2 separate regions of the Mus musculus genome follow, and region 2 is linked to region 1. The links are chromatin contacts, found by POLR2A ChIA-PET in ENCODE. All regions are on one chromosome and are shown on one strand. The core of a region is the stretch at or near the end of the contact, and the rest is flanking DNA. Distances in the headings are between cores, read along the strand shown.

What was found. ChIA-PET counts read pairs that join two places held with the same protein, here RNA polymerase II (POLR2A).
Region 2: POLR2A ChIA-PET joins it to region 1 with 13 read pairs in embryonic stem cell. The contact joins the promoter of Spag7 here to the promoter of Med11 in region 1. POLR2A ChIA-PET finds 5 or more read pairs at or near these places in 3 of 5 experiments (Patski and embryonic stem cell).

Annotation. Positions count from the first base shown.
Region 1 is chr11:70,449,747-70,453,660 of GRCm38, forward strand. Med11 (mediator complex subunit 11) reads left to right here and starts at 2,172. Exons shown (of 3, transcript NM_025397.3): 1 at 2,172-2,317; 2 at 2,462-2,592; 3 at 3,356-3,914. The coding sequence starts at 2,233. The coding sequence ends at 3,493.
Region 2 is chr11:70,667,517-70,671,430 of GRCm38, forward strand. Spag7 (sperm associated antigen 7) reads right to left here and starts at 1,900. Exons shown (of 7, transcript NM_172561.3): 1 at 1,681-1,900. The coding sequence starts at 1,765. Camta2 (calmodulin binding transcription activator 2) reads right to left here. Exons shown (of 23, transcript NM_001190376.1): 19 at 3,492-3,563; 20 at 3,375-3,395; 21 at 3,033-3,220; 22 at 2,830-2,904; 23 at 1,947-2,746. The coding sequence ends at 2,683.

The DNA of each region.
Region 1 (3,914 bases), core at 922-3,421:
TACAATATGTATTTTGAGCATATTCACACCCACTACTCCCTAATCCACCCTCCGCCCTTTCACTTGTGTGTGTCTGTGTCACATGTGTGCAGGCATCTGCGTGTAAGACAAAAGAGGACATCTGATTTCTTATTTATTTACTTATTTATTTTAATTGGATATTTTATTTGTTTACATTTCAAATGTTATCCCCTTCCCCCTACCCCATTCCCCCTTACCCTACTTCTATGAGGGAGCTCCCCCACCCGCCCACCCACTCCTGCCTCACTGCCCTAGCATTCTCTACACTGGGGCATCGAGCCTTCACAGGACCAAAGGCTTCCCCTCCCCTTGGTGCCAGATAAGCTTGATATCTGATTTCTTGGAGCTGGAGATATAAGTAGTTGTGAGCCAGCTGACGTAATGCTGGGGGCTGAATTCAGGTCTTCTGCAAGAGCAGCCAGTGCTCTTAACATCTCAAGCCCTTCTTCTAGCATCCTAGAATGAATTTCAATTACTTAGCTTCTGAGCTTCCCTGAACTTCCTGTTCCAGCTTCATGTCAGCCCTGAGCACCAATCACATTCCATTCACTCCACATACACAGAACTCCTCACTGGACCTCAACCATACCAGGCTCCTTCACAGCCCCATCTCTTAGAGAATACTAGCTCCCTTTTCCACAACAACCTTTCATCCATCACAACAGCCCTTTAGAATTCAGTTCAAGAACCACTTCCAGGGCTGGAGAGATGGCTCAGTGGTTAAGAGCAATGGCTGCCCTTTCAGAGGAACCTGTTCAATTCCCAGCAACCACACAGTACCTCAAAACTGCCTACAGCTCCAGTTCTAAACAATCCAATGTCCTCTCTAACCTCCATGAGCAATGCATGCACATCACTCACAGACACACATACAGATACAAAATACCCTTACTCACCAAATTAAATAAATAAATCTTGGTGGGCAGTGGTGATGCACACCTTTAATCCCAGTACTCAGGAGACAGAGGCAGGCGGATCTTGGTGAGTTCGAGGACAGCCTGACCTACAGAGCAAGTTCCAAGACAACCAGGGCTACAAAGAGAAACCTTGTCTCAAAAAAACCAAATAAAATAAAATAAGCTAACAAACACCATTGAGTGAGAGAACATTTCATTTATCTCTATATCCATAGAGCCTAGCACACCTAATTGATAATCAAAGACAGAAAGGTCGAGGGAAGGAACCAGGACATGAGAATGAGCTGGGCTCAGGATCAGGAAGAAGCCTTAGGCACGGAGAATGTCATGCTTTCCTTGGGAGAGGTTGGCCACCAAAGAGCCCATGACTACCCAGTATGGAGGAACCCACTTGAACTCCCACTGTCATCACCTGGCCCAGGGCCAATGCTTAATAATAAATTCTTATAAATTCAGTAAGTCAGACAGTTAACTAAATCAGAGAGGTCTGAGTGGCTTTGGGCCACAGGGCTGTTTCAGTGGTGGCTCATATCTTTAATCCCAGTATTTAGGGAGGCAGAGGCAGTGATACTCAATTTGTGGGGAAGGGGGTGAGGGGAAGACTAGTGCCCAAGTCATGTCTGGCCACCCTTCTTTAATAAGCCAATTAAAAATGGAAAGTTAAAAAAGGAGACGTATCCAATGTGGCCACATTGGGAAGAGTGACAAAGAGATCCGGCAAGCCCCCTCAAGTCAGTCTTCAGGGTGCTAACGCAACATCAAAGTTTAAATAGAGCAAGGTTGTGCACATCTAAGTACCCCACCCCCACCCGCACCCCCACCCTCAGTCAAGGTGTGTGGTCACACCCATCACTGACTATTCATTATCTGGGCTTCAGTCTCATCCTGTAAAGTGGTCTGACAAGTTGTTAGAACTGTGTAAAATCTCTTTCTGGAAGACAAGTTCTGATAGTCAAGACTGAAGAGATACAAGTATCTCTTTAAACTATCTTCATTTTTGACAGACCTATTACACCAGAGGATCTCTATGAGTTCCAGGCCAACTTGGTCTAAACTGAGATCCTGTCAGAAAACAAGTCAATAACCGCCTCTTTCCACCCCTGTCTGGCCTGGCATTAGCGCCCTGGCAGTCAGACTAGACCAGGTAGACTCGGAAGGGCGAGGCCGCGCTGAGCATCCTGGGAATTGTAGTGTTCGCTGCAGTGGCCTCTGCGCAGGCGCACATTAACAGGCATTTCCGGGCTGTGGCGCCACACCTCGCAAAAGACGGCCTGTGGGGCTTTCCACTGGAACGATGGCTACCTACAGTCTGGCGAACGAGCGGCTGCGCGCCCTGGAGGATATCGAGCGTGAAATCGGCGCCATCCTCCAGAACGCAGGTTCGGGAAGCGAGGGGCAGACGGCAAGGGGTGAAGACCAGCCCGGGACTCTGCGTGCAGTTGGGGCGGGACCTGAATGCTAGCCTTAGGGCGGGGCTGAGTCTGAAGCCTGGGTCTGACATCGCCCTCTCCCCGCCCTGGCAGGAACGGCGATCCTGGAACTGTCCAAGGAAAAGACTAACGAGCGGCTCCTCGACCGGCAGGCGGCAGCCTTCACCACTTCTGTGCAGCACGTGGAGGCAGAGCTATCCGCTCAAATCCGCTACCTCACTCAGGTGGGTGTGTCTAGAAGGTGCTGGGCGGGGACCCCAGCTCTGAACCAACGCCCTAGCCTTGGGGATTCCCTGAGCTTTAGCTAGGTAAGACTGCCTCTTACGCGATAGGTACTTTCATTTCAGGGCTGGTTTAGTCCTCTAAAAGGAAAGGATTAAAAATGTCTAGGGTGTATAAACAATACCCTAGGCATACCAGCTGGCACAGGCCGGTATTCTGAGCTACTTAAGTGCCTGAGGCTGGAAGATCACAAGTTCAAAACTTGTCTGGGCAATTCAGACCCAGTAGGTCAGAAAGAGAGTTGGAGCTCTGTGTTAGAGCACTTACCTACCATAAAGAGGCCCAGGTACTGAAATAAATAAATAAAAATAAATAAATAAATAAATACTGAAGCTACCGAACGTTGTTCCCAGAAACTTGTGAGGCCATATTTGCTTGGGGACTAAGAAGACAGACATCGCTAAGAGGCTTCCAGAGTCTTTACTCCAGCTGCTACTGTTTACTGACATCTGTGGTGTGCTGGGCATATCCTAAAACTCTAGGAAGTATTCGCTGTGGTCCCTATTTCATAGATGAGGTTCACACAGTGGTTAAGCTTTTTCTTTTTTTTTTTTTTTTGTTGTTGTTGTTGTTGCCTTAGAACACTGAGTTACCAGTCAACTAATGTAGATCAAACTTGGGAAAGATGTGAGACCAGAGAAATAATACTGCCCGGTTGTGGGTGGTAAAGAGAGGCAGTACCCCATTGATTGATCTGACTTGTAGGTGGCCACAGGGCAGCCGCATGAGGGCTCCAGCTACTCTTCCAGGAAGGACTGTCAAATGGCTCTAAAGCGAGTAGACTACGCCCGCCTCAAGATTAGTGATGTGGCGAGAACCTGTGAGCAGATGCTGGAGAACTGAGTTCGGATGATCCAGAGTGTGCCCTGCACCAGAGACCGTAGGATGGGGAGCAGTGCATCATACACGTGCCCTACTGGTCAGGGCAGACGAGGACCACAAGGCAGAAAGGAGAACTGAAGAATCCAAAGCCCCAGTGTACACACATCTCTTCTGACTCTTCCAGCAAGACGGCCCTGTTTTCCACTATGCAAGATCAGACAGAGGTCAGAGGTCAACTCCCAACCCACTTCCTCATGTGCACCCTGCCCTGGAGTTTCAGAAGACTTGGCCCAATAAAAATAAATGTGTTCTTATAAGCACACACAGTGGCTCACACCTGTAGGCCCGGTACTTGGGAAGTAGAGGTGGGAAGATTGCTGTAGTTTGAGACCAACCTGGGCTAAGTACATAGAGGGACCCTCCTTCAAAAGGGGAAGTTATG
Region 2 (3,914 bases), core at 650-3,149, 220 kb after region 1:
ACTGAGTCCCCAAAGTGGCACTGAATTCTTCCTGTTTTCTAGTCACTCCATGCTTCTGCACGTGCTCCTTCTCTCTGGAATGCTCTTCCTCCTCTCACAGCAAACACTGAATCCTCACCGTGAGTCAAGACTTCCTCTACGCTCTAAGCACATTCACTGCTAAAGACGTGGGGTTTTTTGTTTTGTTTTTCCCCCTGTCTCCCTTACCAGGCTATGAGCTGCTGGAGGGTTGACCCTGCTCACCTGTCCAGTTAGACGTCAGAGTCCAAGACCTGACAAACTAGAAGCTCTCGTCTGTCTGACTTCACTATCTTGGCCTTTCATTGTGTTCTGATTGCTTTTCCAGTGTTTTCTGCATCTTGGGAGGTAGCATAAGAACACTGAGGCTACGAGCTCACATCTGGGTTCCAAATTCAGCTTAGTAACCTGAGACCCGAGGCAAGTGGCTAAAGCCTCCTATTCTGACGGCTGATGGGAGCACACCTATTACTCAGCTGAACATTAAGTAACTCTAACTCCTGTTTCCTATTAAGCTCTGCTTTCCCATAGCTTTCGAACAGACTGCACTCCCTTTACTGAGTTACCTATTCTTTGTTGCTCGGCTCATTTCAGACAAGCCTGGGACTCCCAATTAATCTTTCCTACACATGTATATTAATTGGTTATTAAAATTCCGTATGATCATTAATAAACGTCCCAGACATGGTCTATAATCTCCTTGATGAGCATCTTTGGCTTCACAAGTTTTGTAAATAAGGGAGTACAGATATTTAACAGTCTTTGAACATTCTGAAAGCATCCTGTCTTGCCTCCTTTGAGCAGATGGGTAGTAGGTGCGGGTAGGAGACTTATCCACGACCAAGGCTCACGTGGTTGGGAGCTGGATGCACCTAAGGCTATCCTTTCTATAAAGTCCTTCACATGCGCTCCAAGCCAATACAGGGCAGGCCACTTCGGGCCGCACCCTACCCTGGCTGCCAAACCCCAGCGAGCTTTCTGGTTAGCTACTCAGCGCGGGGGCTGGGAAGGAGAGATGGCGAATCGGAGCCTGCGGGGCATTCTCATCTCTCCAATCAACATCACGATCTAGTTGGGCAGCACAGGAATTTAAGGCTATAGTTAGGAAAGGGCGGTGGAAGGTATGAGGGACTGGGTCAACTCAAGAAGGGGCATAAAGATAGGAGGATCCAGCCAACCAATGGGAGGAGCTGAGGCTGAGGTCGGTCAGAAAAGGTAACACTTTAAAGGTAGAGCTTTTGGCTGAGCTAGCCAATAGAGGGGAACAGACGGGTGGATGGGCGTGCCCTAAACTCAATCGTAATAGAACTGGAGATTCGCGGGACCGAGGCGATGGATACGACATCCTCCAATCGGAAGAAAGGCATCCTACTAATCAGAGCTCACCAACAGCAGACAGGCAGGCCCGTTGACCAATCGCAAACAAGGACTGTAAAAGGCGAGGATAGGAAGAAGAGACTGGAGGTAGAAGGCAGGCTGAGGTAGCCAATCATTGTTTGCAAAAGACAGCGGGCGGGCCGACAGGCCTTTTAGGGACTCTGAGGGTCTCAGAAGTGGCCTGTGGGGGGTCTGTTAGGGTAGGAGGTGGCATTATTCAAAGAGGGAAGAGTGTGGTCCCAAGAATCGGGCGAAGATACGCGGTTGTGAATCTGGGATCCTCACCTCGGGCCTTGCGCCGACTCTCCTGGTCACCGAGGCTGGGTGGTTTCTCCATGGAGCTCAGGATGGAGCCCAGTAGGTCCGCCATCTTGGGAATGAGTGAGAGGGGGCGGTGCGTCTTAAAGGGAAGGACGAAATGCCTTTAAGGCCGGAAACACGTCGGAAGCGAAAAACCGCGCTGCTCCGCCCCGCTTAAGGCAGCGAGATGAGGCCGGCGACTTGCGTGGCGACCTTCCTACCCCGCCCCCAGCAGAGAGAGGCCGGAGGCTAGCTGGTGCAGAGACGTTTAATGGCAATTCGTATAAACCAAGCCCATGCACAAGTAGAAAGTGCTCGTGGAGCCAGCCGGGGGCTCCCGCCGCGCCAGGGAATCAGACGCCCGGCCGCGCAGCGCCTTAAATAGATTCTTCACTATACTCTGTATGTTACAGTTATGTACACACCCCTCCCCACGGGAGCGGGACTCCGCCTCGCGATCCTATGTACACCCCCTCCTCTTTGGCCCCTACGTGGGCGACCAGAGAGTCAGGGTGATGGGGAAGACAGGGCCAGGAAAGGAGGAAACAGACGCAAACATGCGGAGTCAAGGTGGGGGCAGTCACCCCTGAAACACGAGGGCGCGCGCAGCGAAGGCAGCGGTGGGGACCGAGGCGGATACATTCATCAGAGACTCTCGAACAAATAAATAAGGCAAGTCAGGAAGGTCCGAGTCAGGTGCAGGCAGGAACGGGGATATGGAGAAGGTGCAGGCAGGGCTCCGGAGGTCACAGCTGAAGATGCAGATATGTGGGGCGTGGGTCTTCTGGAGCCGGAGACCAAAAGAGGAGGCACAACCAGAAGGGAGGAAACGTGTAAGGCCTGGGGGCGGGGGTTCTACGAAGGGCTCCCAAAAAGGTGAAGGGGTGAAGAGCTGCCGACAGGGGGCTCCCCTAGTCCCGAAAGCCCTCTCCTTGTTTAGACAGCCAGAAGGGGCTCCCAGGGTTTTGAAGAAAGGCGTTGGAGAGGTCAGGTGGCCAGTCCTGGCTGGGGCAGCCCCTCCAGCTCCTGGTTCTGCTTCAGTTCCCTCATTCTGCGGAGAGACAGAGCCAAGTCAGAGGAGACTGATGGATCAGAAAAGGTGTCAGGGCAGAGAGGTAAGGATGGGGTTAGAACCTGTGTCGGCAGCGCCGCAGGAACCTCATTATTTTCCGGGCTGCCTGGTCTTGCTTCTTGGTGAGAAAGGTGCCCCTGGTGGGAAAGAAGAGTCCCCACTTTAAGACCATTGTAGGGAAAGGCTGGAGGGCCGATAGAGGTAGTGGGCATTAACAAAGAGGTAAACTGAGGGCTGTATAGGGGCAGGAAGGGGTGGTCCCTACTTGTTTCGAGCAGGAAGGGGGCCTGAGGGCCGGTGAGGAGGCCCCGGCCTGCGGCGGTAGGAGCGGTAGTGCTGCTGGATAAGCACCGCTGCTCGGCGGCTCTGCTGAAACCGCTTCTGTTCATAGTAGCTTCGGAACTTGCTCTGAATCAGGATGGCCGCCTGAGTCATTTTCTTATAGAGTGCAAACTGCAGGGAAGGAGAGGGGGGACAGGAGCTGAAATGGAGAGACAGAAATCCAAACCTCTGAAGGTCACCCTTCAATTAGGCTGATGTAGAGCCCGTTCTCTGACCCACCCACGGCTGAATCAGACTACTCACACCCAGATCTCATGCCTAATACCTTAAGTGCAATCCAGGTCAGCTTGTGGAAAGAGAGGGGACGTTAGGGCTCTCATAGCACAGAGATAGATAGGTTAGGTGGACGCGTGTTGGTATACTTTTGAGAAAATGCTCTAACCTGCTTGTACTTCCGATAACAACGTTGGATCACCGCTGCGGCTACCTCCTGCTGCTCCTTCAGCCTCCGACCCTAAAGGAAGAGAATGAGGCCCCGTCTGAGCCTCTCAAGGCCCACCTAGTAGACTCTGGACCACCTCTTCCTCCCAGAGTCTCCTCCTTAAAACTTTTTAAAAACCATTTACTTATTTTGTGTGTGTGTATATAGGCTGCCTGTGTGTGGACACGAGAAGACAATTTGAAGCAGTCAGTTTCTTCTTCCACCATGAATTCCAGGGATCAGAATTAGGTTGTCAGGCTTGGTGGCAAGTACTGTGTCCCCCGCCCCCCATTCTTTCTCATTCCTATTTAAGGCCTCTGAGTGAGTGCTTGTTCCACAAAAGCAATGGGAGCCCATAGTCTTCCCTGTCAAGGACAATTCATC